Linked DNA regions of Mus musculus: regions 2 and 3 are each linked to region 1. A link is a loop called in an ENCODE intact Hi-C map of the cell type or tissue named here. Cell type or tissue: left cerebral cortex. All regions are shown on one strand. Links, peaks and the distances in the headings refer to the core of each region. The heading gives the core; the rest is flanking DNA. Region 1 holds the start of AI847159 (expressed sequence AI847159). Region 2 overlaps Ttl (tubulin tyrosine ligase). Region 3 overlaps A730036I17Rik (RIKEN cDNA A730036I17 gene).

Region 1 (10,415 bases), core at 967-8,966:
CCTGTATGAGTGTGTGAGTATGCGAGTGTGTGTGTGTGTGTGTATGTATGTGTATGTATGTGTGTGCTTGTCTGTGTGTCTGTGTGCATGCGCGCGCACACACAGGCCTGAAACTCACCGATTCCCTGAAGCAGGCTAGCCAGCGAAGCCCCGGAGATGCTGATCATATCTCTGCTTTCCCTGCGCTGGGATTGCATGTACATACCATCATGCACCCCCCACTCCCCACTCGCGGTGCTGGGGAGTGAACTCAGGTCCTCACATTTTACCCACAGAGCTATCTCTCTAGCCCAAGTGAGGCTCCTTTTTAACACAGTCTCCAATGGTTTCTGTGTACTCTCTACCTATCTGAGGCCACAGCAGCCTCCTTTGCCAGCCCTCATTGTCTCTCCTCAGTCTCCTTGTAGAATCTCACCTAATCTGTGTGCACTGAAATCACTAGGCCCGTTTCCACTAAACCTGTACCTTCTTCCCCACCAACTTGAATTCAAGCTATGTAGCTCTTCCAACAACTGCAGCACAGTCACCCCAAAAGTCTCAGTGACTCAGAGCAGCAGTGGAGTGAGAATTCTGGATTCGTTAAGAAAACACAAATATTACAAGAATGTGTTTTCATTCTAATTCCAGGTGTGGGACATAGGACTGCTTCAGATTGTCCACAGCAGCTGACTATGATTTGCCTCATGTTCTAGCAGAAGTGTGTTTTTGCAGCTGCACATAGTTTCTGCAAATGCATGACATTTGGAATTTTGGGGACTTTTCAGAGGATATATACATGCCAGAGCCCCACAAGTAGGGGCTGATTGGCTGCTTGGTGGTTGTCTGTGGTTTGTTAAGTAGTCATGCACAAAGAAGAAACAACTGCAAGAAAAAATTAGATATTCTGAAGACGAAGATCAAATTTGCCCCAAGGAACTTAAAGCCCCTAAACTGCAGGGAGTAGTCTAACGATAACGTCACCCCCTTTCCCCTCTATCCTTTTTTTCTCTCCTACCTAGTGTTAGGGGATTACTGGGGTAGAAGAATAGGGGAGAAGAAGAGCGAAAGAAAAAAGAACTCACAAAGTAGCCAAAAGTCCCACTGTATAGCAGCCGTCTCCGGAGCCACACCCTGAGAGAATAACCAGATGGGCATTCCCTCCCAGGTAGGTATTCTGAGGCTTCAAGCCTACTGCTCTTTGAGTCTCTGAACTCCACGTCTGGGCAGTCTACATCCTGAGATTTTACCCAGGTTACTGCCTCTTTCCACACCCACTCCTGCCTCGGTCCTGGATTATTTGGATGCTAGGAGACTACATGGCTTACAGCCATCTAGTGCCATTACCACAATCATCATCAGTCCATTGTGTGGCATGTGACCTAGTGATGAAGACCTCCCACCCGTCATCCTTATGTCTGGTCCTTCTATGCACGTTTAACTCAAAACATAGGTGTCACCTAGCCAAGCCCTGGGTCTGGTTGGTCAGCTGTCTTCTCTCATGCACTTATAGAGATATCCCAGCAAAATACTGAGGTGGACACCTTTGTGCCCTGGAGTCAGAGCACAGGCATTGAGGAATTGGTGAATTCACAAGCTCAGGACGAGTCAGGAAGAGTAAGATATGGGGTAGCAAGGAAGGCAGAAGGCCCCAGGATGGCCAGAGCCAACTCAGCTCCACTAGACTGAATCACCACTTTTACTTCCTTACTGAGGTGCCTGCAGCCATTCCATACTTCACTACCGCTGGGTCCCCAGAGGCACTGGTGTCTGGCAGGGTGCAAGATGACCTGTTTTCCTCAGCCTGAGAGCGAGCAGAGGAAGCAGCGGCCCTCAGCTAGCCCAGAGGTGTCAGCTTCTCTTCTCACCAAAGCAGCTGCACCGCACCTGACGTCAGGCGCTGCCAAGGGCCCGGGCTTCCTGTGAGCTAGACTCCCAGCCGCCTTTCTCACTAAAGAGAAGAGTGGGCTTGCCTCTCCTCAGCTCATGACCCACTCAAAGGCAGCCCGCCTGAGCTCCTGATGCTGGCAACATTTGGATCATCCTAAGCGTTTGCTAAGTGCCATCAACACACTGACTTAAGTGGTAGAGGATTGAGAGCCTGGTGTGGGCTGTGGGGATGGAGGAGGAGGCGAGCAGGAGGAGAAAGCAGATGGAGAAGACGAGACCGAATGGAAACCAGGCACCGAGACTAGACTCTGGTTTCTCCAGCCCTTACTGCACTGTCTGCTCCGTGGGTCTAACCGCTCATCTAATGACATCTTCAGCTCTGTCCCCGGCTCTACACTTCTCTGGAACCAACCCACACAATTAAGCCATGATTTTCTACCATTGCCCATGGGACAGAATCCAGAAGGCTTTGTCTAGCCAGGGCTGGCTTTCCACGACTGTGCCTTCCATCCAGACCAGCTTTATTTTCCATTGCTTCATGGCCGGGGGGGGGGGGGGGGGGGGCATCGACTGTACCCAGGCTGGCTTGTCCTTCCCACCACTCCCTTCTGCGCAGCTGTACACAGTTATTTAGCAAAAGGTAAGCTTAGATTTTTATATTTTATTTCTTGGGGGTTTTCCCATAATTATCTACTGAGTGCCACCATTCATAAAATTAGGAAAAAATAACTTCCTCAGAAGTCTTATCTGCTTCACAGCCCACCCTCTGGTTCCTGCCTTGTACCAATCCTGAGCAACAATGAAGCTACCTGAATTCTACAGACGAGAACTCAAGTCTCAGAAGACACGGGTTCCTCCTCAGCTGGAAGAATCCTGGGCCAGAGAGCTCTAGTCTCCGCTCAGGACCTGTTTATTCCACGGGTTAAGGTCATCCCAGTCTCCCTCACTAAAGTGAAAGCTCACGGGAACATGGGCCATCCTCACTTCCTATATTTGGCAAACAATGAGCACATTAGTGTCTTAATCTATGCAGACTGCTAAGACAGTACGCCGTGGACTCTAAGCAACAGAAATGTATTGCCCAGAGGAGGCTGGGAAATTCCAGATCAGAATACTCACAGGTTATGTCTCCTGAAGGCCCATCATTTGACCTACAGAAATCCATCCTCTTTCTTGTCCTCATGGCAGAAGACTGAGGGAGCTCTCTGGGAGTTTCTTATGAGAGCATTGACCCATGAAAGTTTCACTCTATTATCTGATCACCACTCAGAGGCCTGCCTCCTGATGCTACCATATTTGGAGTCAGACTCAACACTGGAATTCTGAGGCACACAGTCTACTACAGATGGGTTATAACTACTCTACATTAAAAAAAAAAAAAGCAGCACTAGGTAAATGGTTAGGCTTTTGTTTTTGGTTTCATTTACAGAGTTGCTGTGCATGCATGTGCGAGTGTGTGTGCTTGTATGTGCATGTGTGTCCTGTTACTGAACCCAGGTCTTCATGTCAGTGGAATAGGCAAGTACTCTAACTGGACAACAGTCTCACCAGCCCCTCAAATTCAGTATAAAGATGAAATTCCCGAGTTGAGGATGTAGTTCACTCAGTAGAGTGCTAGCTTAGCTTGTTCAGAGCCTCAAGTTTGATCTCCAGCATCAAATAAACTGGGCTTAGTGGTGTGGGCCGGTAATCCTAGCCCTTTGGGAGGTGCAGACAGGACGAGCAGAAATTCAAGGTTGTCCTAGGTTTCATAGTTCAAGACCATCCTGGACCCTGACTCAAAAAGTTTAAATTCCCTCCCCCTCGTTCTCCCACCCTTGAGATCTTTTTTAAAAAATGTGTGGGTTTGCCTGCATGTATGTCTGTGTAGCATATGTATACTGTGTCGGAGGAGGCCAGAAGAGGGTGTCAGGTTCCCCTGGAACTGGAGTTACAGAGGACTGTTAGCTACGGAGTAGGTGCTGGGAACTGACTTCAGGTCCTCTGAAAGAGCGATCAGTTATCTCTCCAGCCCAGTGCTGTCCCTTTGACAGACTGATCACTGCTATCCTAGAAAGTATTTGATAAAGTTAAAAGAACAAAGACCCTGGTAAGTTAGCCTCGGCCAAATCATAGTTGGATCGTTCTTATCAGCTTTCCTCATGGAGGTGGAGTGCCCCCTATCGGAATGGCTAGAAAGTAGCCGCTCCCCCACCCCCATGTCTGCAAGGTCTTTCTCTGTACAAGATGTGTAGGTAGTGTTACCAGGACACAAACAGAATCATGACAACACTTTGCAGTGTAATTTCATGATTTATATATCAATTATGTTTTATGAAGTTATTTTTAACTGACTAAAAGGTTTTATAGCTGGAATGTTGCTATATTGGGATGGAAGACTGGAATAATCTTCCCCAGCCCTGCATTCCTCTCACCTCTTGCTCAAGGTGAGGCTATGCTAGGCAGGAGGAGGGGCAACTGCTTATCACCTGCCACTATTCCCGTTGAATGTCCAATCACCTCCTGCCTCTCTAGGCCTAAGAGCCACTTTGTATCCCCCCGCCCCCCCCCCCCCCCCCGCCCCGTCTCTAAAGTCCAGGCTTGTTTTCTTAATTTCTTAGATTAGTAAATCTAAACATGCTATTGTAGGCATTCCTGAGCTCTATGAACCCACTGTTAACTCTCTACTCCTTGGCCAAGGACAGCTTCTGTCATTCTGAGACAGTGGCCTGCTTTGTCCTTCCATGGCCTGCTGGATCCCTCTAAGTCTCCCTAGAAAAATACGAAAAGGGGCCAGGTGTGGTGGCACACGCCTTTAATCCCAGCACTCGGGAGGCAGAGGCAGGTGGATTTCTGAGTTCGAGGCCAGCCTGGTCTACAAAGTGATTTCCAGGACAGACAGGGCTATACAGAAAAACCCTGTCCCGAAAAAAAAAGAAAGAAAGAAAGAAAGAAAGAAAGAAAGAAAGAAAGAAAGAAAGAAAGAAAGAGAAAAAGAAAAAGACGAAAGGGTACAATACAAAAGGAAAAAATACAAGGAACCAAAGAGGAAAAATACAAAAAGCACAAGCAGGTCCTATATCCAGACCATGAGGCCATCGCCACTGTCAGCTAACCCTGGAGAGGCTCCTTCCTTGGCAACAAGGTCAAGTTCACAGTCTGCAAAGCAGGACTGGCCAGAGCCCTCATTTGATTATAGCTTAATCCTAATCTGACCAGGTTTGGATGCAAAGCTTTCTCAGTTTAACAGTGACCGGAGTATCTCTGCTCTTTAGGACAGAGCTTTCTATCTTAAGGTCCCAACAAGTGCTTTTTGGTGTCGGTGCTAGAGTTTCATGTTTGCTGAGCAAGTGCTCTACCGCCGAGCTGCATCTCCAAACCCACACAGGAAGCCTTGTAAAAAACTGAAATGAAAGAAAATACCAGAGCACATTCAACAATGTGAGTATTATTTCCTGAAAATTGTGGTAAGGCGTGTGTGTGTGTGTGTGTATGTGTGTGTAAACTGTTCATAATATAAAATGTATTTCTTTGTGTGGGTGGGGGTTTAAAAAGTTTTGAAAATATTGACTTAAAGGAAAATATCCATTCCTCAAATAGTATACAAATATTATCAGAGCTGTGTCTTGCTCTAGGAGAAAGAAAAACAAAAGTTGGCTACCACATCTGGAAAGCTCCGGATGGGGTAAGTACAAAGGCCACCAGCACAGGATGTAAAAACCACAGTCTGAGGGGTGTCATGGGAGAAGCCACCTCCTTCTTTAGGCCTGATGGCTGGTTCTGACATTGGCTAGGGAAGGAAGGGAAATGGTATGCTTCTGATGAAGCACGGATACCAAGCCACAGCCCCAAGCCCCATGGCTGGAGCTGCTACCAAGACCTTGGTGTGAATGCTGGGAAAGGACCCAGAGTGATGGGAACAGACAGGGATGAGAAGAACAAAAGTGGGAGATATGGATATATAAATATAAATATGTATATATAATTGAGTATTTATATTATATTTAATGTATGTATGTATATGTGTATATATAATATTTTTTAAGGGAAGGGGGGTGGAACAGTGGAGGACAGCCACTTGAAGGCCAGATGTTGCCTTTGTTTCTACCTCAAGGCCTTTTTAGACTTACCTCATTACTGATTCTGATTAAGATGTATGCTACATGAGTCCATGGTCCGATAGGAATTTCTACATTTAGATTTTCCTTGTATGTTCCTGTCTGGCTAGAGCCAGTGTTGCTGTCTGGTTACCAGACTCAGCTGTGCCTCCCCTCACAAAGCACAGGGGTTTTCTCTTCTCATGTTCTCTGGGTTTCCCTGCTGAGCCCTATAGCCTGTCCTTTCGGCTATTTTGTGGATGCTTTTTTCTTTACCCTTCTCCACTTTTTCAACCCCTTAATATTAGATAGAAGAGAGAAAAGGATGGCGGGGAAAGGGGGCGATGATATTGTTAGGATAATTCCTGCTGATTAGGGCTGTTGAGTTCCTTAGGGCAAGTTTGATCTTCACAGTCAGGATATCTTTCTCTTTCTTCCTTTCTCTCTCTCTCTTTCTTCCTTTCTCTCTCCTTCTTTCTCTCTCTCTCTCTTTTTTCCGAGACAGGGTTTCTCTGTATAGCCCTGGCTGTCCTGGAACTCACTCTGTAGACCAGGCTGGCCTCAAACTCAGAAATCCACCTGCCTCTGCCTCCCGAGTGCTGGAATCAAAGGTGTGCGCCACCACTGCCCGGTGGATATCTCATTTCTTGTTTCTTTGTGCACAACTATTTAACAAATAGCAACCAACCAACAACCAACATTGAACCAACAACTGGCCAGTCAGCCCCGTCGATTGGGGTGCTAGCATTTATACATCCTCTGAAAGGTCGCCAGAATTCCAGATCTCATACAATAACAGAAAGTATCTGCGGCTGGCAAAACCACGCCCCTTCTTAGAGCAGGAGGCAAGTCATCGTCAGCCGCATATCCCACACCTGGGATTAAAAGTCTTATAATATGTCTGTGTTTTTCAGAGAAACCAACATTCTCACTACCAAGCCTCAGCACAGCTGGAAGGAATTCGAAGGAGAAGTGTTGTCTCCTGGCCCTTCCCCTGACACTCCTGCGGTTGCAGACAGGTTGACTATAGAAAATCACAGCAGGTTGGAGCATTCCATTTCCTACTTTGCAAACAGGGAGTGGCCCAACACCTACTTCTGCATCTCCGCCCAGACTCGGGGGTGGGGGAGGGTGTAAAGGACCTTAAGAGCGAGCGTATTCCTTTTCCCTTATGCAAAAAGACTGTTGACCACTCTACGTACAAAATGTCCCCTGTCTGTCTGCCTTTTCCTCAGCAATTGCTGAGCCAGTCATTGGAAAGCGGCAAGGCAAAACACCCATTACCAAGATGTAGCTACCAAAGGACTGAGATTTGGGATCAGAAATTCAATACCTTTACCCCAGCCCTTGTGGACAACTTCCTCCTGTGGGACTGAGGACTCTAAGAGGTCACCAGAAAGTTATATATGAGCTCCTCCATTGCATGGACTGTCTACCCCTCCTCATCCCTGCCCGAGCGCCCTCTGCTCTCAGTGAGTTCTGCTCTTTGTTTCCCCTCATCTTTTTCCCTGTCTGAATCCAACCCACAGGGATTAGCTCAGTTTTCTTATCTTCTAGGAAGCCAATCCACAAAGAACACTCAAAATGCCTAAAATCTCCTTATGGCACTTAAATGTTTATGGGTAATAAAAGGAATCACTCCTCTCCTTATGTGTGACCTTGTGATGTTTGTCTCTGAGTTTATAGACTCCTGGAACCCGGGGACACTTAACTCTCTCTGTGCCTGTCCCAGAGCTGAATATACAATAGGCTCTCAGAGCTGAGTTCTAACATCAACCTGATTGAAAAACCTGGCTTCAATGGTTTTTGGTTTTTGTTATTTATTTATTTACATGCCAAATGCTGCCCCTTTCCTGGTGCCCCCCCAGAGACCCTCCCCCATACCCTTCTCTTCTGAGAGGGCCCCCCTGCCCCGCCCCAACCCCGCCAGGGTATTTCCCCAACCCTGAGGCATCAAGTCTCTGCCAGATTAGGAGCATCTCCCACAGAGGCCTAGAGCACTTTTAAATCACCCATCCCAGGCCTTGTCAAAGTAGCCATGACTAAAGGAAATCACAGAGATTAAATGAATTGTTTAATTAATTGCTTCATGCGTCATAAAAGTTTGATTGCTTTAACTATAAAGAGGCAAGATGGAGGTCAAAGGGCATTATCTTTTAATTTGTTTATTTCTGTTTTTCATTTGATTTTAGGGTTCTCCATATTCTTCCAAATTTTACTCTCAGTTTTAATTTTGCAGTGGCTCCTAAATGTCATGTCAGAACAAAAGGCTCTGTCTAGAAGTCCTGTTCCCACTCCATCTGCTTTATCCCTCCTGTCCTGTCTCTGCCATGCCCTACAGCAGGTAGCTAAGCTCATTAGTCTCTGCTTTTTTTTTTTTTTTTAATTTCTATTTTTGTTCCTTTTTTCTTGAACAAATAGGTACCTGTTCTTACTTCTTCCCCTAGAGGGTATTCTTGAGGTAATTTCTTTCACGACTGCCTCACCACCACAACTACCACCTCCTCCTTCTAGTCCTTGTCCTCCCACTCTGCCACCCCCCTCCTCTGGTGTCTGCTGGCTGGGAGGATCAGGACCAGCGACAGCCCATGACAAAGGGATTTGTTTTGTGTTAATCCTCACTGGAGTTAGTCATAGTGACAAGGAAATAACATTCTTCCCAGGGCTAGCTTCATTTCAAATCCTGGCCAGAGACCTAAAGAGACCTACGTAGCCTTGTGAGGGGTTACGTAGCCACAGCCTAGTCCCTGCAACTGAGGAGGCAAAGAAGTATCCACAACCAAGCTTCTGCCTTGCTCATCCTCCTAGAGGAGGACACAATGCTAGTGTACACTGGCGTCCTAAAAACCACTTGTAAGACCTTTTCAGGCTCATGCAGCGTCCAGGAGTCCTGCACACGTTGCAGGAAAACCACGCTCTGCATCTGTGCTGGCTAGTTTCACGTCAACTTGACACAAGCTAAAGTCAACCGAAAGGGAGGAACCTCAATAAAGAAAATACCCACACGCCTTTAATCCCAGATTGGGCTGTAGGCATACCCGTGGGGAATTTTCTTAACTAGTGATTGATGTGGGAGGTCCCAGCCCATTGTGTGTGTGTGTGTGGGGGGGGGGTCCTGTGTTACATAAGAAAGCTGGCTGAGCAAGCCATGATGAGCAAGCCTGCAAGCAGCACCCCTTTATGCATCAGCCCCTGCCTCCAAGTTCCTGCCCTGCATGCGTGCCTCCCTTTCCCACTTTTGATGTGAGCTGTTCTAGAGAACTAAGAATGAAACAAACCCTTTCTTCCCAAGTTGCTTTTGTTCACGGTGTTTCTTCACAGTTATAGGAACCCCAGCTAAAGCAATGCCTATACCTTTTTAAAAACATGAACTTTAAGAATTGAAGACTGGGGCTGGAGAGATGGCTCAGCAGTTAAGAGCACTGACTGCTCTTCCGAAGGTCCTGAGTTCAAATCCCAGCAACCACATGGTGGCTCACAACCATTCATAATTGAGATCTGACGCCCTCTGCTGGTGTGTCTGAAGACAGCTACAGTGTACTTACATATAATAATAAATTAATCTTTGGGCCAGAGCAAGCAGGGCTAGAGTGAGCGGAGGTCCTGAAGTTCAATTCCCAGCAACCACATGATAGCTCACAACCATCTGTACAGCTACAGTGTACTCATATACATACAATAAATAAATCTTTGAAGAAAAAAAAATTGAAGACTGGCAATCCTCTGGACCCATAAGATCCCATTTCAAGGCGAATATAATATGTCTGAGTAAGTTAGTTTAAGTTATAGAGAGATGGCTGAAGGAGTGGAGTGCCTCTGACAGGAGTGTCCATTGGAAAAAGTGGGAGTGGGAGGACTCTTGCCTTGGAGTCAGGCTGTCCACAGTGGGTTCAGAGGCTGTGACTCACTGAGGAAAAGGAGTGCCCTGGGCCCTAGGGGAGGCTGCTTTCTCCAAACAAGCTGTCTTTGGCTAAGGAAGGAAATGAGGTAATCTCGGATTAATCAGCAGCCACCAGCCTGACAGATCTGAAAGTTCAACCATGTCCAGCTACTTCTGCTTATATTCACCTTTTTCCTCCAGGGTACCACGACATTAACATGCCAGGTTCTAGTAAGAGAGGGCATAGAACCCCTCCTTGGGTAGGCAGCAGCTCTTCCTCTCTGGACCTTTAACTTTCTCTTCTATTAAATCAGGAAGTAATTGATCACCAATGATGCAACTCAACCCATGGTCATCTTTCTCTCTCTCTCTCTCTCTCTTTCTTTCTTTCTTTCTTTCTTTCTTTCTTTCTTTCTTTCTTTCCTTCCTTCCTCCCTCCCTCCCTCCCTCCCTCCCTTCCTTCCTTCCTTCCTCCCCCCTCTCTCTTTCTTAAATAAAAATTGTTGATACAATATATTTTGATCGTATTCTTTCCCATCCCAACTCCTCCAAAATCCTCCCCAATTTTAAAAAATAATTTTGTAGGTGTTTTG
Region 2 (10,415 bases), core at 1,149-9,148, 92 kb after region 1:
GATTCTACCTTCTCTGACTCCCAGAAAGGATTGCTACAAAGGTTCAAAGGTGGGGGGAGGGGGTTGTGGGGGGATAAAGGGGAGAGAAATTGCAAAGCGGCATTCAGAATTCTGGTTAAACCAAAGATAACTGAGACTCAAGACTCTTCAGAGACTCCCTCCCACCCACCCATCCACCCATCCCTTTAAGTAAAGTAAGATTATCATGGTTTTGTTTTTGTTTTTCTCTCTCTCATGCTTATTTGATGCTTGCAGATTCGTCAGGCCTGCGGCTTTTGTTTCTAAAACATGCAGTGAGCAGCATACACTGGCGTCCACAGGACCCCTGGCAGGCGCTCACTCATAGCCCACCGGGATGGTGACAAGCAAGAGGCCTTCACTGACAGGCCAGGGCACAGCCCGGACTGTGATGCATGCTGGTCCAGAGTTCAGCGGGACATAGTGTCGCAGGGAACATGTGGCAACCTCTAAAATGCTCTAAGGTCCAGTCTGTGTCCAGTGAGGCTGCACCATGCACAGACTAAGGCACTAAAGCTGCAGCAGGTGAGCAGACACCCCCTCAGAGGCCCCTGGGCTGCATCCCGGGGAGAAGGCGCTCTGTTCCCAGTACCATCCAAGGCCAGAAACCGCTCAAAGGATCAGATCACGCCATAACAAATCCCTGGTCCCAGCCCTTCAGAGAAGTGCTGGGCTCTCCCTCTCAGTCGCTTGCGCCAGCTTCCCAAGGTCTCCACAGCACTGTGGGCAGCTCAGCTGCTCTTCCACAGCCGCCATCTCTTCACACTCTTCCTGCACATCTGTCCCCCAGCATGCCTTGACAAGGAGCAGTCCAGTTCTCTCTCTTTCCTCTGGAGCAGGACCCCGTACATTTCCCAAGGTGGCTCTGTGCCTTCCGGTGCTTCACAGCTTGACGAACGCAGCCGGCTGCTGCGGCACCTGCTCCGTGTCCGGGGGTGGGAAGACACTGGATATGGCTATGTCCACGATGCCCTGGCACAGTTCTGCATAGAGTTTCCTGAAATAAGTTGTTAAAGATGTCACTGAGGCTGTTCATCAAAGCTGGGTATGGTGTGTGTGTGTGTGTGTGTGTGTATTTCAGTGACGATCTGCCCTAGAAATTCCTCTTTTGAAAAACTCGTCTCTGTGAATAAAGTACCCACAAGAGGCTCTGCACACAGATAAACCATGTAAGGCCTTGATGGGAACAAGGAGCTCCTGATGACTGGCAGAGAAGGTAATTTCAGTAGAATCAGGAGCCTGGCTCACCTGTCTGTGAGGCTGTACAAGGAGGGGTAGGCATCGGCCAGGAAAATCAACACCTTCTAAGAGAAAAGGGACACTAGTGAAGACTGGTGGAGTTGACAGTTGAGATGGGACTCAGGAAATAAAGAGTCATCTGACAAAGAGTGATGACAGCGTAGAAAAGCAGAGGAAGGAGAGGCAGGAGACAGAGGGTCTGGAGAAGGGGAAGGAGGCTGTGTGGGTGCGCATGCTGGGCAGTATGCGAGGGGAGCAGTAATCTATACCAACAAGACTGAAGAACTCAGGATACATAGGAGAAACGGAACTTGAGAGCAGAGCAAGCGTATTGTAGGCCCAAGGTCATGTGGCTCAGTGGGCTTAACTTCCCCTAGGGGCAACAGAACCCCATCATCTTAGTTCCCTTTCCTGTAATTCTAATCAGCACACGGGAGGTTTCGCCCCAGCATCCCTGACTTCTAACACCCACGGCTGCACAGCAGAACACAAAGGAGAGACCCTCCCATCTCCCTATGACAGTGTGTGGGGAGGTTGTCTGTCTGGTTCCCTTGTGGGACTCCATAGGTAGGATGAGTCCCCAGAGCCAACTGCTTGGGACTGACCCTTAGCGCAGGCAGAAGCCAGAGGTGTGAGGAAACATATGCCTGCAACTTGCACAGGAGGCATTGGGAACCCAAGAGGCCCGACCAAAGGACAGGAGTGCAGACCAGCCTGCCTTAGCCTAAGGTCTTAACCATTCTCATCCCCAGAAGTCGCTGTGTGCCAACTCCACTGGCTAAGAGTTTCTCTTATGCCATTCTTATCCCTGTTGTCTAATGACATGTTCACCTGGCAGCCCCTCCCTGCCCCCATCACAGAACTTTCTCTCCCACCTCTATCTCCTAGGTTGCCAGGTCTGTATTTTACCCTGTTAGAAAGCCTCTAGGAAGCCATGCTTCCATGTTCTCTCTTAGGAAGTCCTAACTGCTAGCTGACCTTCATCAGTCCTGCTCCATGCTCTCTCCACTCCCCAACTCCCCAGCCCCTCCCACTTACACAATTTAGTCCCATTTTCAACAATCTGGTAGCCAAATGACTCAAGCTCCTGTTGCTGAAGGGACAGAGATATGGAAGCCCTTCAGTGAAGATGTTAGTTCACCAAGAACCACGGCTATAAAAATATGCCATGCACATAAGTTACTGCTGTGAGCATCTCCCATGAGGAGAGCTGGAGCAAGGGCCAGTTTCAAGGTGGCCTCTTAAACCCCGGTGGCACAGGAAGAGTCAGGGTGGCACAGGTGTCACACACCACTAGGCCCACATCACTGGATCCACAAATAAACCACGTCGCTAGAAGAATCTGGGTTGGGCCCAATATAAAGAAATCTTTTGCACTTAAGCATTACATTTCTTGCTAATAGAGACAATATAAAGATGTTTCTACTTAATTAAAACCCAAGCCACTGTAAATCAGGTGAGTGCTGGGCTGGTGAGACGGCTCCTCAGGCAAAGGCACAGTGCAGCCAGCGTAAGTGTGGCCACCTGAGTTCAGTCCCCAGAGCCCACGTAAAGGCGGAAGGAGAGAACTGACTTCACAAAGCTACCCCTGACATTCGCTGTGACACCTGTGTCCCTGTACACACAATAATAAGGAAGAAAGAAAAGGATAGGTGAACGGAAAACACTGTTAACCAGGAAGCACCATCTGCTCATTCAAAGAAAATGCACAGAGAACTGTGTGGCAGGCACAGAGCCAGGGTGCAGACTCAAAAGCCACCAAAAAACCCTAAACAACAAACAAACAAAAAAACCCATACCAAACCAAACCAAAACGAAGCTGGAGACATCGTGCGTGGTGTGAACATTCCAGGAAGAAAACAAAAACCAGCTGTTTGTTAACAACTAATACAATGGAAGAAATACTAAAGCTTTGAGTAGAGAACAGGGAACTTGAGTGAGGGGGACAGGGACCCCACAGGAAGGTCACAGAAGCACAAAGACCCACAGTGGGTAAGAGCTGTCACAGGGAATGGCATCTTTGGTTGGGTGACAGAGAGAGATGAGGCGGCAGCGTCACGGGGAGTGGGGGTGGGGGGGAGGGGTGTGGTTTCTATTTTCTCACACAGGCTGCTCTGGGAAGGAAGGATTTTATGGGGGTGGTGCAGAAATAGAAATTCCAGTGAAGAAGCTCTTTGCAAAAGTTCCCCCCAATTACAGAAGGTACCAGACACAAAGGGACAGAGGACCAAGGAGGCCAGAGGCAGAGTTCACAGGACCCACAGACTGGGCTTGTGGGAGCAGAAGCAGGGTGTCAGTTCCCGAGGAGGGAGATGGCAGCTCCTCCATTGCCTTAGCCACGGAAAAGTCTGGGGAGGAGGACGGGGGTGGGTGCTCCCCCTTAGACCCACAGTCATCCTCAGGACCTGGGGAAGGCAGGTGCAGACACGGGCCTAGCATTCAGAAGCTGCTCTAATTTGGTGGCTTTATTATGAAGTTTAACAAAAACACACACAGGAGATGGAACAGAAGGCCCAGGCCACCCAGCACCAGAACCTGAGGTCCTTGGTGAGGAAGAGAGACTCCAGCTTGCTCACAGACCCCATAGTCAGCCCTATCTGATATACGAGGGCCTGAATCAGCCAAAGAGAAGAAAGATTCTGCAAGAGGGAGGTGGCCTCCTCCAAAGCTGCCACAGAGAAATGAGGACAAAAGGAGGAACCATCATTTCTAAGGATACTTCTTGGAAGAAGACAGGACAGCCCTGGAAATGCTGTAGTCCAAGGACTGGTTCATGTAGGGAGCAGGGTGTGTGCGTGTGCATGAGCGCGCGCGTGTGTGTGTGTGTGTGTGTGTGAGCCCCACAGCCATGCAGGGGAGGAGGCATGGAGCATGAAGAGGGTAGAAGACATCAGGATGGAGGACTGAACAGTGCTCTGGAGCCAGGGGTCTTTAATAGAAGGGGCAGGAGGAAACAACACAGCACAGAGCACGGTCCCCGTGTCTCCCTGAACAGTCCCCCCACTGCCTTTGGGGAGACTGAGCCCTGTTGCCTTACACCCTAGCTCAGACTCTACTGTGTGGCCACCTGCCTGAGAAGCCCTTGAACGTCACAGTCTCTCTTACTCACAGGCCAGCTTACTCAGTTTGTCACATGAACATGATGGTGCCAGGGCTTCTCTAACAGTTTAGGGTGGTGGTGGTGTTATTTTTATTGTTATTTGCGGGCAGGATCTCATTCAAACATCTTGGGCACAGGCTTACTGTATAATCCAGTATGGCCTTGAACCCACAGTGATCCTCCTGTCTCAGCCTCTCTAGTACTAAGATTACAGGTCTAACCTACTATACCCAGCTTAGTTTTAATTGAAACCCTGGTAGCACAGAACCACAGGGAAATGGCTCAGCTAAGCCCCTCCCACCAGGCAGGGCTGCCATGTTGATCATGTCTACTAAAGGACTCCCCTCACTGTGACAACGTTTTCCTGACAGCAACCAAAGGTCCATGCTTGAACCTGTCAGATTACCCAAGGTGTACACCCAACTTCTGGTCGTCAACACAGGCAAAGGGTTTGGGCTTACTGGGCACACGCTGGGGCGCCGTTGACTTCAATGAGCCAGACCTTCAGCTCCTCGTCCACCATGAAGTCAAAGCCGAGGAGCTGGAAGCTCTGGTAAGGGAGGTGTTTGGTGCTGATGGCGGGCTCCACACTCATGAGGCAGCTCCTGGGAGGAGGAAGGAACACATAAGGCTATGCCGATCAGAAGATCCTATACCAAGTGTGCATAGGAATCGGCTTCAACTTAATAGTCTTTTTAAATTGATGAATTTACCAACAGATTATTCAAGAGAAGGCTACTCATCAAACGAATTGTTAGGTATGCATACAATCGCCCCTGTTCCAGGTCAAAGCTGCTAGCTCAGGCCCCACTACAGGCAATTCAGTACCAAGTCACTATGAATCTCCATCAGTGCAGATGTCACTAGCTGTTGCTGCTGCTGTTTGTGAGAATTACCAATGGCCAGTGAGCCCCAGATATCTGCTTGTCTCTGCATCCCCAGTGCTTGGGTTCCAAGCCACCACACGAGGCTCTATTAGACATGCGTGCTGGGGATGAACTGGGTCCTCATGCTGAAATGACTTTATCAACCAAGCCATCACCCTAGACTACATTCATGTATTTTGACATGTGAAGAGTAGACTGGCACTTGGTAAAGCAGAAGTTGCAGAGAGAATGCTGGGCATGGGGGCTGGAGAGATGGCTCAGCAGTTAAGAGCACTGGCTGCTCTTCCAGAGGTCCTGAGTTCAATTCCCAGAAACCACATGGAGGCTCACAACCATCTGTGATGGGATCCAGTGTCCTCTTCTGGTGTGTCTGAAGACAGCTACAGTGTATTCATATACATAAAATAAAAATATACATAAAAAAAGAGAATTCTGGGCAGCATTGATTTCTCTTGCTAGCTCCAGATTTTCTGCCAACTACTGCTAATGGAACATTTACAAGTATTCAAATTAAATATTGAAATCTATGACAGAATTCTTGTTAGCACCAACTACTTTTTTTTTTAATTAAAAAAGTTTAATAACACAGAAAGGAGTAAACATTGAGACTTCAAGCATACTGAAGAAACAGAGGAGGTCTAAAGACAGGCCAGGTCTATTGTCACACTACCCTCAACATGCCCAATCTTGTCTAAAAACAGGCCACAGTCTTAGACATTTGTTTTTGAGGTCTGGTCTGGCTATATAGCCCTGGCTGGCCTAGTACTCACCAGGTTTATCTTGAACTTGATGGCAACCCTCAGATGACTCCAGAGGGTTATAGATGTATACTACTACATTTTCAAATGAATTTCCTAAGCCAGCTTTGTTTCCTTATCTACAAAGTCAGGAGAAATAGTAGCTACTCCCACCTAGCATTTAGACTGTTCATAGAGATAAGATATTCAATGTGACCTCTAAGTAGTGCTGACTGTCCAGAAACTCACAAATAGACCTCGAACTCTACAGAGATCCTCCTGCCTCTGGCTCCCTAATACTGGGATTAAAGGCCTATGCCACCAGGCCCAGCTAAATGTGTATGCAGCCCAGGCTGGCCTTGAACTCATGATCCCCCTGCCTCTGCCTCCTTCAGCAAACATTGTGTCTCCACAACCAGATCTAGGCATCATTTAATAAATTTAATAAACATTGTTCTTATGAACTAGCACACCATTGATTCTTTACCATTGATGCCAATAAACACACATATATTACTTAGGAGTTAAAAAGACTAGTAAGGTGGGGAAATGGGGACAGGGTGAGTATAGCCATAGTACGTTATCAGCATGTATGAAAGTGCCACCATATAGTTTCATTTTGTAGCACCAACACCTGCTGATAACCCATGTCTAATGGCACATCTGTGACCCTGGCACTCAAGAGGCTGAGGAAGAAGGAATCTTGAGTTCAAGGACAATCTGGATTATGTAAATTTTTTTTATCTCAAAACAAACAATGAGCTGGAGAGACAGCTCAGCAGATAAGAGTGCTTGTTGTTCCTCTAGAGGACCCAGGTACAGTTCCTAGCAGCCATACTGGGGCAGCTTACAGCAACCTGTTAACTCTGGCTCCAAGAGACATAATGCCCTTTCCTGGCCTTAGCCAGCAACTGCACACACATGGGATACACAGACAAATGAAAAAAAATTTTTAAAAAAACCAAAACAAAATAAAACAAAAAAACCCAACAGCACTCAGGGTGACAGAGGCAGGTGGGTCTCTGAGTCTGAGGCCAGCTTGGTCTATAGAGTGAGTTTCAAGTCAGCTAGGACTACACAGAGAAACCCTGCCTAACAAACAAACAAAACCTCACAAACAAAACCAGGCATGGGAGAGGTAAGAAAGAACACTCTATTAAACATTTTAAAGCGTTTTCTCTATGAAAAAGTACTTTAAGCGAAGTTTTTTGCTTTTGTTCTTTGTCATTGTTTTGGCTACAGAATCTCATGTAGCTCTGGTTGCCTGGAACTCTCTATGTGGACAAGGCTGGCTTCAAACTCAGAGATCCACCTGCCTCTTCCTTCCAAGTGCTGGGATTAAAGATATCCAAGAATGGACTCATCGAGGAGAATTCTGAGGGCTTGTGAGAAAACACCAAGAAGACAAGAGTCTCAATTTACTCAAAACCCACGAGTATTCTTGGACTATGGTTTCCTGCTTCTCCCAGGTGTAGCAGATAGGAGTGAGTTTACATTAGATTATACGTTACATCTGGCTATTGTTATTTGTTTATATGCCTCTATGGAAAAGCATGTTTTCCCCTCGTGCGACTTGTCCTTGTGACTGTACATGAAAAAGTATAAGGTAAAAGCAAAATTCTAGGCCTTTAGACCCAGGCTTGAGAATGTGACCTCTGTGACTCAATGCTCCAAGGTATGCTAATCATAAAACAGATAGCGACATTCCTCCATCCACCCTCTTCCTGGGTTCATGGAGTGTTCACTCAAAGAAAGTCACCCTGACCCACCCTGACCATTGCTGGAACCCACTATGCAAAGGTGCTTTTGTTAGGGGCTCTTAGAAACTGTCTTGAGAAATAACCCCCACAATTACCTGGTATCCCTTGTGACTCTTGTGACTTTGCACTTCCTTGTGACTCTTAACTGGTATTTTTGGTATTTTCCAACAATGCCCTCCCCACCTCCTTGAGTTGTGGTTTCTTCCTTTAAATACCCCCTTACCCAGCTACTCGGGGCGCTACTGTCCTCTACCCCTGCGTGGTGTATGACTGTAGGCCCAAGAGCGCTCTTGAATAAAAGTCCTCTTGCAGTTTGCAGCAAGACCGTTTCTCGTGAGTGATTCGGGGTGTCGCCTCTCCTGAGTCAGAACGTGGGGGAGTCCTCACATTGTGGGTCTTTCATACACTCTATTCAGGTGACTCTTCTCAACCCTCACAGTATAAATTGTCTGACGTGCTGAAAAGAGCTGACTGTAGCATGAGATGTAAATCTGCCCACGTGTCTGTTCCACTCTCCTCGATTCTGGTGCCTCAAGATTGATAAACACACCACCACACCTTGCTCATTTAAAAGTGTTTTGATTAAACTATATTTAAACAATGTAATTTTCTAAAAGGAATTATTTATTTTATGTATACGAGTACACTGTAGCTATCTTCCGACACACCAGAAGAGTGCATCAGATCCCATTACAGATGGTTGTGAGCCACCATGTGGTTGCTGGGAATTGAACTCAGGACCTCTGGAAGAGCAGTCAGTGCTCTTAATCACTGAGCCATCTCTCCAGCTCCCTAAAACATAATTTTTAAAAGTCAGAAGTTTAGTGAAAGGGGAAACAACAGGAAAGGCTAAAAAGGCAAGTGGTGCAATCTGACCCACACACCACACCTTTTATCTGCTAGGAGGTCAGGATGAGTAAGGGCTTTCATTGACTGAAGCTGCAGGCAGTGCACCTTTTTTTGACTATAGTGGGAGCCAGCAGGAGGTTGGCTGGGGAAAAAGAGAACCTGATGGTTGTGAGCATCATTCAGGAGAGCACCCCTGCACTTCAGGTAACAGCCAGCAGGGGGCGCAAAAGTGCCCAATAAAAGGCTCCTAGAGTGGGGATTCCTTCTGCATATTTTATTTTCTCTTGTAGGAATTCTAACCATCCTATAATTACCAGACCTATAACTAAATCTATAACTAAAGTATAGGTCTGAAACGTAAGAAACAAGAAGGAAAACAAAATGAAAGATGAGCAAAAATAGGTGGTGGTTGTTGTTGTTGTTGTTGTTGTTGTTGTTGTTGTTGTTGTTTGAGACAGGGTTTCTCTGTATAGCTCTGGCTGTCCTGAAACTCACTCTGTAGACCAGGCTGGCCTCGAACTCAGAAATCCGTCTGCCTCTGCCTCCCGAGTGCTGGGATTAAAGGCATGCACCACCACGCCCGGCTGAGCAAAAATAAAATACAAGGCATAAAACCCAGATGTCTATCAACTGCTGAAGGCACACAGTTTGTAATAGTCACATAATGGAATAACACATAGTAATAAAGAAAGAAACTAGTGCTTTGCAGATAAATATAGCAATATGGTGTCAACAAGAGCTGAACTTAAAACAGGAGCCATAAGTAATTTCATTTAAAATGAGCACCCATAACTCTATAGACATAAACATGGGAAGGAAAGGCTACCTTTGTCAAGGAATCATATTTTAAGGGAGCTAAAAGGACTCTCTGAGGATGCTGGATTTATTTTCTTTCTTATTTTCTTTCTTTCTTTCTTTTTTCCTTTCTTCCTTCCTTCCTTCCTTCCTTCCTTCCTTCCTATTTACTTATTTTGGAGGCAGAGTTTCATTATATAAATTTATTCATTTATTTATTTTGGGGACAGGGTCTTAAAATATAAATTTATTTATTTACATATGTATTTTTACTTATTTGGGGGCAGGGTCTCATTATATAAATTTACTTACTTATTTTGGGGGCATGGTCTCATCCTATAGCCCAGGCTAGCTGAAGCCCTCAACCCCTACTGATTTAGCTCACCAGATACTGGGTTAAAAGGAGTTTGCCTGAGCTGGAGAGATGGCCCAGGGTTGAGAGCACTGACTGCTCTTCTTTTTTGTTTTGTTTGTTTTTAAGATTTATTTATTTATTATGTATATAGTGTTCTGCTTGCATTATCTGACTGCAGGCCAGAAGAGGATATCAGATCCCATTACAGATGGTTGTGAGTCACCCCATGTGGTTGCTGGGAATTGAACTCAGGACCTCTGGTAGAGCAGTGCTCTTAACCTCTGAGCCACCTTTCCAGCCCAATAAATCTTTTTTTTTTTTTTAATTCAATGGGGCTGTCAGTACTTTGGGCTGGCACAGGCAGTAGGCACAGCTTCCCACTGTCACCCTCAGCAGTCTCAGAGGGTTCCTTAGACTTTGTTTCCCTTGACTCAGACCAAACTGGAATTGTGCTGCCAATGCAAAAAAAAAAAAAGAGGAAGTTTGCTTAAATACCTTAGATCATTATTTGTTTCAAGGTTAGGTGCCTATGAGCAGAACTCAGAATTCACTGAGTCATACGTCAGTGCAGTATACTTCATTTTTAAAAATTACAAGATTTCGTAACCTACAATAAAGAGTACTGGCGGTAAAATGCTACTCCTAGGTATACTAAGAAACGAATCAAAAGGAAAA
Region 3 (10,415 bases), core at 1,210-9,209, 52 kb before region 1:
ATAGAAACATGCTAAATAAACCTGAATTACCAAACTAGAGAATTGGTGTACATCTTAATTTTTATTGAGGGTTTTTTGTTTTTGTTTTTGTTTTTGAGACAGGGTTTCACATTAGCCCATAATGTGTGACAATCTTCCTACTGTTGTCTCTATTTCTAGGGTCACAACCACAAGCTATCACTCCAGTGAACATTTTCTTATTTTTGTGATGTTACTATAGAAAAGGTACAGTGTGTGTGGGGGGGGGGTGTTGTTTTGTTTTGTTTTGTCTTGTTTTTTTGTCTGCTTATAAGATGAAAAGAAGGAAAGGAAAGGAAGGAAGGAAGGAAGGAAGGAAGGAAGGAAGGAAGGAAGGTAGATCAGTCTTCTAGAAACCCCACAGGCATTCTAGAGCCCAGGATACTATATTCCTTGAAATGCTATTGTGTACAAAATCCATCCAGCGTTCTGAGTAGCTGCAGGACCAGTCTAAAAGCAACACAGACCCCAAGTTCACCAAAAGCTTTGCTTGAGGATTTCTTCTGCATGGTTTATCTTGGTTTTTTAGTTTGTTTGTTTTGGTTATTTGCTTGCTTGCTTGCTTGCTTGCTTGCTTGCTTGCTTGCTTGCTTGCTTATGTGAGACAGGATCACACTATGGAACCTTGACTGTCCTGGAAATCACTGTGAAGATCAGGCTGGCCTTGAACTCACAGAGATCTGCCTGCCTCTACCTCCAAGTGCTGGGACTAAAAGTGTGCACCACCATGCCCAGCAAGACAGGATTTCTTTCTTTTTTTCTTTTTTTCTTCTTCTTTTTTTTTTCTTTTTCTTTTTTTGGTTTTTTGAGACAGGGTTTCTCTGAATAGCCCTGGCTGTCCTGGAACTCACTCTGTAGACCAGGCTGGCCTCGAACTTAGAAATCCGCCTGCCTCTGCCTCCCAAGTGCTGGGACTAAAAGTGTGCACCACCACGCCCAGCAGGACAGAATTTCTTACTCATTCTTTGTGCCCTTTGGGAGCACATAACTCCTCTGGAGGATAAGCAGATGTCCCCTGAGGTGCGTCCGTTTCACCTGCTTGCCCATTGCCTATTTTCCCACCAAGTTGCTGCTTTTAGGAGAAACTGATGGTTAAAAGTTTTCTGTCTTGTCCCTCTAAGCAATAACCACAGAGTAAGAAGGCTGCCTCAAGCACTTGCTGAGGTTGGGCGCCTCATTTCCATAGAAACACAGGAGAGGAATTTGAAGACCTGGAGGTGAAGAGAGTGACTCTCTAGGGAGTCAAGGGAGCAGCAGATTGTAGGCACCCCACTCCTATCATGCCCACCCCAGTCTCCCTTCCAGGTCACAGGCAGTCTCCTCTGTCCAGTTCATATGCTAAAATGCTTACCCTCCCCACTCCGCCTGATATTCTCCCAACAAAGCAGAAGAGACTTCCACACACAGAATAACAGTGTGGAGAGTGCAAGCTATTTTAAAGCCACCATGGCCCTTTCTGCCTTGCCTCTGTTGCTCCCCTGACTACATCAGCCCCTCCATTCCCACTTCTCCAGCTACACCAGATGACTGAGGGTGGGGGAGACGGAGAGAATGAACATGTTATTCAGTCACATGTGCTGCCTTCCTATTAGATGAACCATCTGTAAATATAATAAGCACATTTTCTATGGGCTGCATGCGTAAATTTACGGGGAATACAAAAGCATAGAGGCAAATTTAACAACTTGTCTTTTGGATAATGATTATCAATTTTGCCTTAAAAATTTGCACACGCAGTAGGCCAAATATCAGTATTTTGCAATAACCCATTTAATTGCTGTCTGGAAGAAGGAATAAATATTTCATCAAGTTCTTTCTCAAAATATTTTCATGATTCTATCCTACAGTTCTGTATTAATACAGCAATAGCTTCATAATAAGGTGTTAAAACTTTCTTTAGAGACAAAGAAAGATGAATCCATGTTAATGGTTCCTTTCGCCAAAGGTTAGCCAATTAATATCTCCTCAAAGCTTTGGAAAATAATTTGAATTAAGTAAGTCACCCTTTCTTTCTTGAATTTTCTGTGCCACAGTTTTTCTAGGATATAACTGAGGCCCCAAATATTAAAAAATATATTGCCTTTGAATCTTTTCTGGAGCAACAACTACTCCAAAATTCCTTTCCAATCTTGGGGGTTGGGGTATAAATTTGCTTCTACCACTATATCCAATAAAGCTTGGGGTGCCACCTGACCAAGCCCACTCAGTCAGTCAACAGGTTCTCCAGCACAGGAAAAACCAAAAGAAAAAAAAAAGGGGGTGAGGATTAAAAAGGAAAAAGATAATTAGACAACATTGTAGCATGACCTCAGTCACTTCTGAGACTAAAGGCCGGTTTAATTTTTTTCCTGTCTGCTTTTATACCATTTTAATTACATGCAAGTGTTGAGTAGTACAATGAGGAATCAAGCGAGACAATAAATAGTCAAGTAACAAGCAAGACAATACACACCAAGTCCCCTGATCTCTCCACTGATGCTGTTTCTAAGGATGATCCAGATATCAGAGCCTACTTCTTTGTTCTACCCTAAAACCAGATTCTTACTTCCTTGTCCTTGGCCAACGTCAGGTCCCTGCCTGAACTGTCTTCTTTGCCATGCCCTAATGTCAGATTCCTGCCAAGCAGCCCAATTCCTTGTCCTTGGCCAATGTCAGATCCCTGCCAAGCGGCACCCCAAAAGGCTCTCCACACCCGGGTTAGCCAGCTTCCTCTCTTCTTCCCAGAACCCCATCTTTTTTCTATTCCAGGCCTAATTTTGACAGAGCTCTTTCAGCTTTCACTGGAGAGCTGCCTGTTCCAGAAGGGACAGGTGCTTCTCCTTAGCCAGGGGACAGGGTCAGATGCAGGCTGATGCGGAATGGTCAGGCAGGAAGCCCCTCCAGGTCCTGCCAGGTCCCTTTACTCTCCATTCTGGGGATGCTCTTGTATGGCTTCAGGTGCAAAAGAGGAAGTTGAAAACTATCAGAGACAAGACAGAGACAGAGAGTGTTTAGATGGCCTAACAGGCTCTTAACTTATGTCACCTCAAATGTATTTGTTAAAATGCTTAACTTCCACTTGGTTGCGATAGAAGTGGGGTGTTTAGAAGATGAGGTCATGTGGTAGGAGCCTCTGGAATTGGAACTTGCCCTCATAACAGCTACTGGAGAGCTACCATTCAGTATAGTGCCTATAAATCAGAGAATGGTTTGATCTCCCATTGCCCCGTCTCTCGAAGGTGAGGAGGAAGGTTTTTTTACTGTTCACTACTCAGCCCATGATATTTTGTTTACAAGACAAACTAACCGAGAGCTGAACACAGTGACCTGCACCTTCAATCCCAGCATTCCGGAGGTCAGCAAACCTCTGCGAGTCTGAGACGAGCTTGGTCTACTTTTGTGAGTTCCAGGACAGCCAGGAAGACCCCATCTCAAAATAAAATTTAAAAACAAAAACAAACAAACAAAAAAGCCTAGCAGCACAAAACAGCCCAGACAGACAGAATGCTTTAGACAGGCACACAGAGACCATTTCTGTGTCTCTGAGCTCAGAGGCTTATCACAGACTTCAGTCTAAAGACAGGCCCAGCTTCTTCTCTGCTCTATCTCAAGAAGCTGCCCAGACAAAGCCGCTTTTATCTGCTGTTGTCACCATAAGATTCAGACCTCAGGGCGGCCACAGAAAAGCAGACGCACTTCTTCTATTGGAGAAAAGCAGCATGGGGACTGAACTCACTCGCACTAACAGTCAAAGCTCCTCACCCCAAAGTAAAGAACGGGAGGGATTGGATGTCCTGCCTCAATGAGAACGTCAGCGTCAAGGAAGGTGGAATGCCCTGCCTGCTACCCCGGCTCTCAAACCCAGCTTCAGACATGCTTTTCTTTATTTTGAAGCACGGAGCCTGTGTCCTCTCTGTGCTTCTCTGTGCTTACCCTTCTCTCTCTCTTTCTCTCTCTCTCTCTCTCTCTCTCTCTCTCTCTCTCTCTCTCTCTCTCTCCTCTTCCTCTCTTCTCTCTCTGTCTCTGTCTCTCTCCCTCTCCCTTCTCCCCTCACCCTCTCCTCTGTGTGTGTGTGTGTGTGTGTGTGTGTGTGTGTGTGTGTGTGTGAATGCCCACATGTGTTGGAGGAGAGGACTCACCTATGTACTATGGACACACATGTGGAGGCCAGAGGTCATCAGGTGTCATCGTCTCTCACTCTCCACCTTATTTTTAAGACTAAGTCTCTTGATTAACTTGGAGACTATCATTTCAGTTAGACAGTATGGCCAGCGAGCCCCCAGGTTCTGCCAGTCTCTGGTAAGCCGTTGGCTGGTTACAAACACACACTGCCAAGCTCAGGTTTTACATGGATTCTGAGATCAGAAGTCTGAGGCTCAGCAAACTCTACCTGCTGACATCTTCCCAGGCCTCTTTACCTGGTCTTTTTTTTCCTTTCCATTTCACTTTATGCACATGGGTGTTTTACCCATGTTTGTCTATGCATCACACAGAAGCCAGGAGAGGGCGTCAGACTCCCCTGGACTGGAAATGGTTGTAAGCCAGCACATAGGTGCTAGAAACTGAATGGGGTCTTCTCCAAGAGCACCCAATGTGCTTGTTGCTGAGCCAGAGCTCCAACTAATGCTCTCTTTGCTAAGCATTAGGAAGAAACACCCAAATGACACAATAGGTTCACAATAGGAATATTCTCATTTTCTCAAAGGGTCTAAAGATCCTATAGTAACATCGTCCAGCTGAAGGGGAGAACATTCTGGAATATTTTAAGTCTCAGAAGTTCAGTGTTCATCAGCTAAGCACTCGGCCCTTCATACGCTCATTTCTCTCTTTGCCTCCTGGGTCCTCTCTCTTACACTCATCCATTCACACGTAGCTGCACAGAGTGCCCAGGGACGGAAGTCAACAGAGGCAGGGAAAATCTGGCCCAGCATCTACTGTGGGTGAGACCCAGGAATCTAGGGCTCTGGAGGATGGAGCAAAGAAAGCTGGGCTGGCAGGAGGGCTCCTTGGCAGCAGGCAACAGAGGTGGTCCACAGCAGGGAGGGGAGAGAGAGGCAGACCCCGAAGAACTGGGGAGGGGGGCTCCTGTGGTTGTCCTTGCTACCTTCTCTTCCACTGCAGAGCCAGTGGCCAGGTTCTATCAGCTTGAGCCTTGCACTCCTCAGTGGGGATCCCGCTCACTGTCTGGGAGCATGTGCAGTGTGAGTCAGCACAGTGACATCTCTCTAGTTCCAGCCTTACTCCACGCAGCAGTCAAAGTCCAGAATGGAGTCCAAAGGCTGTGGCTCGCACGGAGCACGTGTCCTCACACTTGGCTTGTGAGAAATGCTTCCTTCCAGACCGCATCTGACGTTGGACTGGAAACTCATCAGAAGGAAAGAGAGTTGTCACATCCAGAGCAAGTCCTGAATGCTAAGAAGTCGGGCAACCAAAAATCTTTATTTCAGTCCAATAGTGGAAGGACTGACCTGGGTATATTTCCCTCTGTATGATAATTTAAATACTCAGTGGCTTTTAGGATGCCTAGGAGACATTAGACCAAGTTGTCCCGTGAGTCCCAGGCACTTTCTCTGTCATTTTGAGGGGTTGCACAGAGTCTTGCAGTTTCCAGTAACTGGTTCCAGGCATATGGAAGAGACGTGTGAGTGAAGCATTGTGCACACAGTGACTGTTTGGGTTGTAACAGCTCCCTCTGCAGATCTCCTGCCAAGCCTTACCCGGGTTTCCACACCCGCCCACCAAGCATATGGAGACTTGGCTAGAAACTGCTCCTAGGAAGCCCACTTGGCACAGTAGGACTTCACACCAGAGGTGTGAAGGACTAGGATTCCTCTGCTGCTAAGCAAGCTCCCTAATGACAGGCACAGGGGTGCAGCTCTGGTCAGGTTCTTGAGGACTGACAGAGGAGGCCTTATGTCCAGTAGAAGTTGTTTTCAAGAAAGCACTCGTCTCAGGGGTAGAAAGATGGCTAGGTAGCCAGGAGCATGCTCTGTTCTTCCAAAGGACTTCAGTTGAATTTAAAGTTCACAACCATCTGTAACTCCTGCTCCAAGAGATCCAGTGTGCTCTTCTGGTCTCCACTGACACCTGTACTAACATGCACAGATACACACAACCTATGCATAATTAAAAATAAAATCTGTTTTTAAAAAGAATGAAATCTCCTTCATCAATATTCCAACATGTTTGGGGAAGGGAATAATGAGGTGCCCCCCCCACACACACACACATCTGAGACCATATGGATAATGGTTGCTTGTGGGGTTTTGTGGGTTTCATGTTTTTCAGTGGTTTAGTCATACATACACACACACAGACACACACACACACACACACACACAAACACACACACACACACAAACACACACACACACACGTAGGAGGGAGGTCACTGAAACAAAGAAAGAGTTTGGTGGGAAAGGAAAGGCAATAAGCAAAGATAACAAGGGACTATAATAAAAAATATATAACTACTATAGGTATCTATGAAATTGTAAAAGACCTATATGTGTGTGTGTGTGTGTATACACACATATCTATACATATATACACACATATATACAAATATATATGTATACATATATATACACACATATATACGTATGCATATGTGTGTATACATACACACACATATATATACATATACACACACATATATACAAATATATATATGTATACATATATATACACACACATATATATAGCCATTCACTATTTTATGCCAATGAGCAAAAGGCAGAACTCTGCCTGTGTGAGAACAGAATGGACTTCTCTCTACAGTTAAGAATAGGTCCCAGGCATTACACAGAGTATGGCAATCCTCAGGTGAGATAGGCATGTGTGTTGCAGTCCTTTCTCTCGTGTGTGTGTGTGTGTGTGTGTGTGTGTGTGTGTGTGTGTGTGTGTGCGTGTGTGTATGTAGCAGGGGAAGATCCTTAAATCCTAAGCATCTGCCTTTGGAGCACATCTAAGGAGAAAGGGGCATCTCACAACCCAAGGTGAGGATGAGGGACCTGGAATAAGGAGAGGAAGACTGGGGACAGATGAAACGTGATGTTTGGGACTTTGCAGGGTGCTACCATAGTAGGCAGTTTCCATCCTTTTTGTGCCCCTAAATTCTGTGCCCCTATGTTAAGGCAGACTTCCCTTCACAATACAAGCTGAAATGCCAGAGGCTGGAGTTCCCAGTTTCTCTATAGGAAGACATGGACCAGGGCTCCACCAATCAGATAAACCCACACAGCATTTGACTCAGAAGTTGGTGGCATGAAGCTCTCTGTAAAAGCCACTCATTGGAGCCAGTGAGGTGGCTCTGAGGGTAAAGACACTTGCTGACAAACAGTGTGAGTTCCATTGGATGTCTCGAGGGAATAAGGCAGAAAATGACAAAGCAGAATGACCGAGCTCTGTCTCTGCAGTGTGCACATGCACACACATCATACAAACAAACAAACAAGCAAATCCAGGTATCAGGGATAAGGGAGAGTGTCCTGTTGCTGTGTAAGTCAAGAACATGGAAATACGGTTTTATTTTTAGTTCTTAGTATTTAGTAGTAGTAGTGGTAGTGGTGGTGGTAGTGGTGGTATATGTGTATTAGTGCTTTGCCAGCGTGCATGTATGAGCATTTCCCTCAGACTATAGAAGAGCCTGTTTGATCCCCTCGAACTGCAGTCATAACAGAAGTTGTGAGCCCCCATGTGGGTGTTGGAATTGAACCCAGGTCCTCTGGAAGAGCAGCCAGTGAGTGCTTTTAACCACTGAGCCAATCTCTCCAGCCACTTTTTAAATTTGTTGTTTTGTTTTGTTTTTCAAGACAAGGTTTATCTGTGTAGCTCTGGCTGTCCTGGAACTCACTCTGTAGACCAGGCTGACCTTGAACTCAGAAATCTGCCTGCCTCTGCCTCCCAAGTGCTGGAATTAAAGGCATGGGCCACCACTGCCTAGCTTGTCTTATTTTTAAATGTTTTGAAATTTTTAAGTAAAAGGCAACATATTATTCTACAAATATATTAATGTCTACATAAAGGGAAAGATAAAGTATGCATTCTAGAAAAAAATGGTGGGCCCATTAAGGGGCAAGTGGTGAGGGATTGGTGGTCTCTTTAACATCTAAATCAATTTGTGGAGCTGATAGGACAATTTATACTTTTCTTTTTTTTTTTTTTTTTTTAGTTGAACATCTTCAAGTTTGTTTCTTTTATGTGTGCAATAATGATATTTTTAAATACACTAAACAAGAAGCAGAAGGCTAGATCTACTCTTCATTATGTGAGACTCTGAGAGGCAAGAAACCTCCCTTATCTAAGGAGAGGATGTGCAAAGATCCATCGCATCCCATCTGCAGCCCGCCAGCCGCTCCAAAGGTCACTGCAGCTCAAAAATGAAAGTCGTTAAAAATTATGGTATGCTTATGCAACAGAATATTACTCAGCAATAAAAAAAGGGGGGGATTAAAGACCCAGGCACAATTGCCTACTCTAATTTCCATGAAATTCTAGAAAAGACCAAAGGAAAGCAAGTACCGGTGAGGCTTGTGGCAAAGGAGTAAGTAAGAGGGGACGTGGACGGTGACAGATCCTGAACTTTACCAGTTAAAATTTGCTTAACTTTACTGTGATTATATTTACCTTGGTCTGCATGCTTATTCTATCTTGCCATATACTGAAAATGGGTGCATTTTATTGCATGCAAAGTCTATGGTTCCCAAAGTGCTGTAACCGCACAACTGTTCATCATCCAAGAAAGCCTTTCTCTTGGATGCTACGCCGATGCGGACACAGGATGGTATCTTTTTTAGCTGCTTCTCAACTTGTTCAGATCAATAAAGACACAAAATTCTGCTCATTGCAGAAGACTGAAGACCCTTTGTTAGCCCTCGGTAGTCCCCTCCCCGCTGAAACGGTCAGTCACATTACGAAGCCCCACTGGTAACTGGTCTCAAAGTGTGGAGCCTCCTACCCCTGCCTCCCAGTGCTGGATGACAGGCATGTACCACGGTGCTTTCTGGCTGGCCACTCACTCTTTCTTTCCCTCTTTTTATTTCTTTCCGTCATCTTCCCTCCCTCACCCTACTGCGGGTTTTTGCATGGAGCCTTGCCTGATCTGACCACACTATGTAACTCAAGCTGGCCTTGAACTTTGAGCAAACCATTTCCTCCTTTTCCTCCCGAGCCCTGGAAGCCCTTGCCAGTGTGCCACCAGGCCTGGGCTCTGTGGTTCTTTTTTTTAAATAACATTCCTAGTCATGCATTTCCTTTGCCCATTTTTATTGTGATCTTTTATTTTCTTAGTTATTTTTGCAAGCTCTTTACATATTGAGGACATTAACTCTTTGCCTCCTCTATTACAGCTGCTGTTTTGTATGTGGCTGATCTGTGCCCTTGTATGACTGTGGGTTACCTGTACTGATATTACTTCCATTACTTGTGCCCTGTAAAAATTCTTATCACAAGGATAAATGTTTTCTTCTGGACCTTATTAGAGATGGTTAAAGGGTTCACTGACTAATCTTTTCAAACTCGGACTTTAAATTGTCCTTTGGCAGGAGAAGCCAGCCCCAGCTGAGAAACACTGGTTTAGGCTTTACCCACTTTCCCCAGAGAGTAAATTCTCATAGCATGTATGTCTATTTCATAATTTTCAACTCTAATCCAATAAGACAATGCTTGTTCTTGGGCTAGTAGTATTCAACTATTTTCACTATCGCAGTTTTATATTACCGTTTAAATAATTTCTTGTTCTCCCAGCTGTGTCCTCCTCTTTTTCCTCTTCTTCCTCTTCTTCCTCCTACTCTTCCTCTTCCTCCTCCTTTTCTAGTCCTCCTAAGAATATAATCTTATTGAAAATCAGGCAGAAATGGAACAAGAAAGACCCTGGCAGAGTGCAAGATGGGATCACCCGCAGAGCACCTTAAAGGCCAGGCAGTGCTGCTGGGGTGGGGCCCGCAGGCCTGCATCTGCCTGGGGCTGATAGGTGAAAAGGCGCCAGATAGGCTCATCGGTGGACCCAGAGGGAAGGAGCTGCAGAGAGCAGACCGGGAGGAGGCAGAGTTTTGACCTGCAGGCACTAAGTGGGGATGGGGAAGGGTGGAGGCAGGATACAGGTGCCTGCTCATAGCGTGGATACAGTTCTGCTGCCCACAACCCCAGGCAGCATCACACACACACACACACACATACACACACACACACACACACACACACACACACACACGAGAGAGAGAGAGAGAGAGAGAGAGAGAGAGAGAGAGAGAGAGAGAGAGAGAGAGAGAGAGAGAGAGAGAAATGAAATGAAGCCTCTCTAACCTCTAGGAAGAAAGGTTCTGCCTCTGATCTGCCAGGGGATTCTGGGATGAGCAGGGCAGCCAGGGCAGCCTGCCCAGGAGCCCACAGCTCTGCCTGCTCACAGGGCTCTGGCC

The links. Peaks named below come from ENCODE experiments on the same cell type or tissue, not always from the same donor. Only the 100,000 strongest peaks of a DNase experiment are listed, where the experiment ranks them.
Region 2: it touches region 1 in a loop (2.2-fold over the local background); 2 of 42 quality-filtered maps call a loop at or near these places.
Region 3: a loop joins it to region 1, with 3 times the contacts of the local background. A loop is called at or near these places in 4 of 42 quality-filtered maps.

Annotation. Positions count from the first base shown.
Region 1 is chr2:129,175,325-129,185,739 of GRCm38, reverse strand. It overlaps AI847159 (expressed sequence AI847159), which reads left to right and starts at 5,067. Exons shown (of 3, transcript NR_045264.1): 1 at 5,067-5,286; 2 at 5,481-5,530; 3 at 6,857-7,592. Gm39932 (a long non-coding RNA gene) reads right to left here and starts at 3,137. Exons shown (of 2, transcript XR_866734.2): 1 at 2,986-3,137. In left cerebral cortex, for the core only: a CTCF peak has its summit at 4,030; a DNase peak (open chromatin) is centred at 2,008; H3K27ac peaks cover 1,510 bases.
Region 2 is chr2:129,083,541-129,093,955 of GRCm38, reverse strand. Ttl (tubulin tyrosine ligase) reads right to left here. Exons shown (of 7, transcript NM_027192.2): 6 at 4,819-4,962; 7 at 1-1,015. The coding sequence ends at 901. Gm46764 (predicted gene, 46764) reads left to right here. Exons shown (of 3, transcript NR_168333.1): 3 at 256-1,183. Among named protein-coding and RNA genes, the nearest start is that of Gm46764, 12 kb to the left of the region's middle. In left cerebral cortex, for the core only: a CTCF peak has its summit at 8,794 (motif pointing right); DNase peaks (open chromatin) are centred at 3,372, 3,919, 4,360, 8,781 and 2 more places; H3K27ac peaks cover 3,582 bases.
Region 3 is chr2:129,227,507-129,237,921 of GRCm38, reverse strand. It overlaps A730036I17Rik (RIKEN cDNA A730036I17 gene), which reads right to left. Exons shown (of 5, transcript NR_045838.1): 4 at 4,137-6,113; 5 at 2,316-2,977. Among named protein-coding and RNA genes, the nearest start is that of A730036I17Rik, 14 kb to the right of the region's middle. In left cerebral cortex, for the core only: no CTCF peak of the experiment used is centred there; DNase peaks (open chromatin) are centred at 2,668, 5,207 and 5,725; H3K27ac peaks cover 481 bases.